Regions from separate parts of the Mus musculus genome. Here region 1 is linked to region 2. Evidence: chromatin loops called from intact Hi-C (ENCODE). Cell type or tissue: heart. All regions are shown on one strand. Each heading gives the region's core, and the rest is flanking DNA. Links, peaks and the distances in the headings are about the cores only. Region 1 has its middle 3.8 kb from the start of Gm51293. Region 2 overlaps Srp72 (signal recognition particle 72).

The links. A loop is a pair of places that touch in the nucleus more often than their neighbours do. Peaks named below come from ENCODE experiments on the same cell type or tissue, not always from the same donor. Only the 100,000 strongest peaks of a DNase experiment are listed, where the experiment ranks them.
Region 1: a loop joins it to region 2, with 2.1 times the contacts of the local background. A loop is called at or near these places in 3 of 42 quality-filtered maps.

The regions. Positions count from the first base shown.
Region 1 is chr5:77,079,327-77,082,245 of GRCm38, forward strand. No RefSeq gene overlaps it. Among named protein-coding and RNA genes, the nearest start is that of Gm51293, 3.8 kb to the right of the region's middle. In heart, for the core only: no CTCF peak of the experiment used is centred there; a DNase peak (open chromatin) is centred at 1,635.
Region 2 is chr5:76,997,460-77,000,337 of GRCm38, forward strand. It overlaps Srp72 (signal recognition particle 72), which reads left to right. Exons shown (of 19, transcript NM_025691.1): 18 at 1-123; 19 at 733-2,476. The coding sequence ends at 910. Among named protein-coding and RNA genes, the nearest start is that of Arl9, 5.2 kb to the right of the region's middle. In heart, for the core only: a CTCF peak has its summit at 1,123 (motif pointing right); no DNase peak of the experiment used is centred there.

The sequences.
Region 1 (2,919 bases), core at 242-2,741, 82 kb after region 2:
GGGGAGCTTTTGTGGCACTAATTCTGTTCTGTTCACGTCACAAAGGCTCTATCTACTCTCATGACCTATATCATCTTGAAGAACACCACAGTGAGTGTTAGGGTTTCAACACATAAGGATCAGGAGGATGAAGTGGGAGTGTCTAGTTGTGTCACGTGATGCAGACTCAGGTGGTGTTTTGTTGAGGCAAGACTCGTGAGAGGACACATGATGTTTGGAGAGAAGATAAATAGGACTCAATGGACAGTCACTGGGCACTTGCATAGCTAGCCTTGCAATGCTTCATTGGTCTTGTGTCTTCACTGATCTTCACTTTGTTGAGAGAGGCACAGCAGAGAACTCCTGGAGTCCTGACTGGTTCGGGTTGTCCCACTGACTCATGGCCATTCAGCAGCGGAGGCTTGGATGTTTCTGCTGGATTGTCCCACCTCTGTTGATTTGGGTTTGGATCCTGACACTACTGAACCGGACTGCTGGTACCCTGAGAAGCAGAGATTGCAATTGCTCCAAAGAACTACTTCTAAACAGGTCCACATTCCCTTGTCCTATTTACCATCTTTTCTCCCCTACCTTTGGACTGTGGGCTAGAAGCGGTTTTAAAGTATTTGAAAACCCTTATTAAAGTAGGTTTTGAAAAATCTAAGCCTATAGGAGGACACAAATATTCAGTCAATCACAGGTGTGCCATGGAGGTAGATAACAGTGATTGACATTCACGAATAATAGAAGAAAAGCCACTAACTTAAGCTTTTAAGTGGTGAATTTTATGTGAGTTTCATCTCAGCTAGAATGTTAAATTACCATTATATGTGCAACAGATAATTTGTTGCATGCTTATTAGCTTGCTAAATACACTTCTGGATCTAGCTTCTAGAATCGAGAGCCATAGTTCTTAACTTTCTTTATGCATTAGAAATCACAAGTGAGCTTTAAAAGAAAGCAAAAGAAATCCTGGTGCTGACGCCGGTAGAGCCCAAATCTCTACCGTAGCGTCCAGACCAAAAGTAGCTTTGAAAGCATCCTTGCGATTCTGTTCTGCAGCAAAGTTGAGTGTCACAGACCTGGAGCATCACAGCCTGATGGTGGTACCTACTATGAAAGTGACTTCTCGGTTTGGTTTGTTTCATTGCTGTTGTTACTTTAGACAGGGTCTCATTATGTAGCCCGAGCTGGTCTGAACCTTCTACATGGCCCAGGATGGCCAGTAATAAGTGAGCCTTCTGACCACACTAGCTGAGTGCTGCCATTACAGACCTGTGCTACTGCGTCTGATGAAGTGACCACTCTTGCTTCCTGTCTGCTACTTCCTGTCCTCTCCCAGCAGTGCAACATTCACAGCTCAAAGTAAGAGTGGGTCCCTTCACTTCTGCTCATTCATGTTCTAACTTTCGTGGGGACTTGAGATGTTTAATATTTTGGAGGAGCTGAATTTTAGGCTTTCCCTTTCCTCTTTGGATTCAATCACTGTGATTCAACTATGGGCCAACATTCATTTGTTCCGCGTTAGAGCAAAAGTTGGAGTCCACCCAAGTGGCCTGGAACCCTCTGCTCTGCACACCCTGGATTTTATAGTTTGTGAAATTCTAGGCAGAAACTCAAGATCTAAAGAGCCAGGAACACGCTAGTGCTAACACATGCCTGTGCTCTTTAATGATCTGACTCAGACACCCTGGTTTGTTTAACAAGACCTAACCTTGGCCTCCGGTGTGCTACATCCTCCCTTGCTAGCTTCTCACCAAGGCTGTTGGCCACCATGTCTATAGTTTGGCAAATGTGGCTGGGTTGATGGTCCAAACCACAAGGCCCTAATCAAATCCACCCATGAAAGAAGGAATTTTTCTTATTCATTCTTCTCCAGAAACCAGAGCCGATTTGGTAGAAAAGATTTGACGGAATGAAAAACAAGAAATTGGGATGGCAAGGAACAACATGGAGACAGAACAGGAGTGGTTTCCACTTTGAGGAGGTTTATGCTAGTCGGGAGCTGTGCTTGCCAACGTTGGAGGACCACATAACAAAACACCTGATTCTCGACGGTTTAGACAAAGAAAAACTTTTCTTCTTGCATTTCATCTCAGTTGGGATTGGACTGGTGGGAGGACAGATGCTCTGTTCATGTGACCATCCGGGCTCCTTTGGCAGTCTTCTAGATCCACAGCATTCTCCATTCTGCCAGCAGACCAAAGATAGCCAAGAGATTGATCTCCGTATGCAGGAGTAGGAAGTAGGGTTTGCTAAGCCTTCTGTCACTGGGGTGAATAAACAAGAGTTTGTAAGCCAGCATGGTAAATATTGTAGTGCTCAGAGAAAGGGCTCACCTGATTAATACACAGGAATGATGGCTACCCTTTGTTGAGGAAGAGACAGATGTCTAAGTTGGGGTGCCAAAGAATCTTTTCATCTTTTTTTTTTCTTTGCTCATGGGATTTCTCCAACCTTCCATTATTTTCTTATTTTATGTGTTGGCGTTTTAGAACTGTATCCCATCCTATGGGATAGGAGTTGAACCTGTGCCTCTGGAGAGCAGCCATTTGTTTGATCTTAGCACTGACCATTTCTGCATGCCCTCCTTATGATCTTATTTTATTAACCCGTAGGAAACAGTAGCCTTTTCCCCTGAGCCATTCCCTGCTTTAAGAAGCAACCATGTTGCAAATGACTGTTAGTCTCATTCTTCTATTCCTCCTTAGGGAGAAAAAGCCAGTTTTCCCCAGTTATCAAGCAAATGCATGTCCTAGGAAGATGGGCCCCAGGAACATGCTGTCTAAGCCAACTATGGTGGTCTTACCTGCTTTTTGCCCATTTATCAAATATTTAATAAGTTCCTGTTATTAACACCAAGTTTCTGATTTGCCAGCTATAGGTATGGAGAGGGGCTTGTAGCCTGGTGCCTAACAATGAGAAGGAAGGACATGACTC
Region 2 (2,878 bases), core at 1-2,500:
AGATCCAGAAAGATGGCTACCAATGCGAGAGCGCTCTTATTACCGAGGAAGAAAGAAGGGTAAAAAGAAGGACCAGATTGGAAAAGGAACACAGGGAGCGACTGCAGGAGCCTCCTCTGAACTGTAAGTTGTGGCTGCAAAACAGGAGTCTCCGAATGCAGTTCATCCTGGAGGCTGGTTCAAGTCTTAAGACTTCCCTCATATGCTGTGTGAGAAACACAGACCTCCGCCCTTGATAAGGATGCAGTATGTGAAAGGAAGAAAATATACTGATTTTATAGCAAGCACTTTAACTATGTGATTATAGTGTTAAAAGGTATTGTAGGAAGTGTGGGGATGAGGGAGTGAGGGAGCTCTTGCCCGGGTTTAACCACTACAAACCACCAAACAGCCTAACAAGTAATTACAGTTACTTTAGAAACTAAAGATAATGACTCATTTAAATGCGAATTTAATTTAAATAAATGTGAACTATTTCTACATAGAATTATAAGTCACTTAAAGCTGATTTTCTAAACTTACATTTGGCATGTAGCTTATATTACACTTTCTTTAGGTATAAAATGGTTTAAAATTTCAAGAGAGTCGTGGATAGAGAGATGGTACATTCATCCTTAAAACACGTGGGAAATTATTAGGTATGGAAAGTTAAATCCACGCACATACGTGCTTACACCTTCTCCTGTATTACATTTCTAAATGACTAAAACCTTTCTGGTTTGATGATTTCAGGGATGCCAGTAAAGCCGTGAGCAGCCCACCCACCTCCCCGAGACCCGGCAGTGCGGCAACAATATCGTCCTCTGCAAGTAACATTGTACCCCCAAGACACCAGAAACCTGCAGGCGCCCCAGCAACCAAAAAGAAACAGCAACAGAAGAAGAAGAAAGGAGGGAAAAGTGGCTGGTGATGACAGTGTACTTGTTGCAGGCTGTTCTTAATCCAGTGTCAGTGACATTAGGAACATAATAAAGGTAACACAGCAGGAAGCACAGAGCTCCCTCCTCCATCCCCATAGTCCTGAAATGATTTCTTACACTTCAGATGCGAAGACATCCTCCTCAGACTGCCTCATCGAATTGGCCTGCTTATACCAAATAGCTTTACAGAGAGAGGCCTGAAGATGGCAGCATACGACACATTATCTAAGGTTTCCCGGGATTTAAATAGACAGGGTTTCTCCTGTTTCAACTAGTGTGAAGATACATGTTCCTATCAAGTCTCACCTTAAATTATGTCTTACAAGGCTAAAAGTAGAATCTTCTGAGCATTCCAAGTATGTGTTTAGAGCTATCATGTGATGAAAAGGGATCTTAATAACTGAGTGGCCAGAAACTCACCGTCTAAAATAATCTTAGCCATAAATTGTCCTGTGATACTGGAATTGGGACTCTCTCTCGTGTGTGTGTATTTGTGCACATCTGACTCCTTTGTACCTTTGTTGTTTCCATTTTCAGATTATGTTAACATACTGATTTAGTTCCACTGAAGACCTCAAAAAATGTATCAGTGTTCCAAGTAGTTGACTCTTGCCCCAGTGTTCTGAGGGCAAATGGGTTTGGGCTTCTCAGTCAGAACACTTAATGGCCACTATCAAGAACATAAACTTTGACCTCTTTATCTTAAAGAGGAAACAATATCAGGCGGTATTGAAAGCCACAAGAGCATTTGGCCCCATTAATAATCAGATGGCTCCCCTTTCTGGTTATGGGACATGACCTTCATTACCTTTTTCGAAGTAACGTGGTCTGCATTCATTTTGTGGTGTAAATGTTGCTCTTGTCTTTCATTGCTAGCAGGTCACTTTCACACTCAGCAGTTGTGAGACACACATGGGTGCCTCCCCATGCTTAGTATTCATTTCTGTCACCCGAGAGATCATCATATTTCTCACCTAGATTTCCTGTGACCAGGCTACTCTGTTCTTGTTAATAAAAGCGCTGCTGTGTTTGAGCATTTCTGTTGAAACTTCTCCAGTGGGTTCACAAGGCTTTCCTGCTCTGGGGAGTTAGAATAGGGGCTACTTTTCTGTTCAGCATAGTCAGTGTCTGCAGTGTCTAAGAGGGGTCGACATTGCTCTCCAGAGGACTAAATACTCTGTGACAGGAATAATTGATTCCGTTCCATCTCCTTTGCTTAAGGACTTTTTTTTATGTTGACCAACAGAATCTTCATATTCTAAACTTTGAGAATTTTGGTCTAAGACATCATGGTGAAATACACACGTAGCCCTCTTAGTTGACATTGATACAGTCATTGCTAAGCCACAGAAACCTCACTTCAAATAAGTTATTTATCTAAACTTCATCTGTATTAACATCTAGTAACTATTTGGGGGAGGTCTTTAACTGGCTCAGTGTGTGTGTGTGTGTACACACGTGCGCATGCACATTAATAAACAATGTGGAAAACATCCATTCACTGTGTTACATTTTGAAATAAATTTTAAAATAAACTAGCAGTGAATGTGACTAACAATGTTTCGGTATTGGCATTTTATGAAGGACTTCCTTATTAATACATCTAAGATCTTTCTTTTAAGGTGACTATCTAAAATTGCCTCCTGCCGCTCCTAACAGAACTACAAATCTAATGGGATTGGGAGAACTCGGTTTAAAAAAGTCAAAATTCAGAGGCTGGAGAGATGGCTCAGCAGTTAAAAGCATTCACTGCACTTCCAGAGGCCCTGAGTTCAGTTCTCAGCGCTTACACGGCAGTTCACCTGTCTGTCACTCCAGTTCCAGGGAATCTGACGCCCTCTTTGGCCCCTCTGGCAACACATGTGTGATGCACATATAAAACACATAAACATGAAACAATAAATCAGGAAAAAATCCACACAACATTGTACATTTGTAAAGTATTGAGCCTAATATTT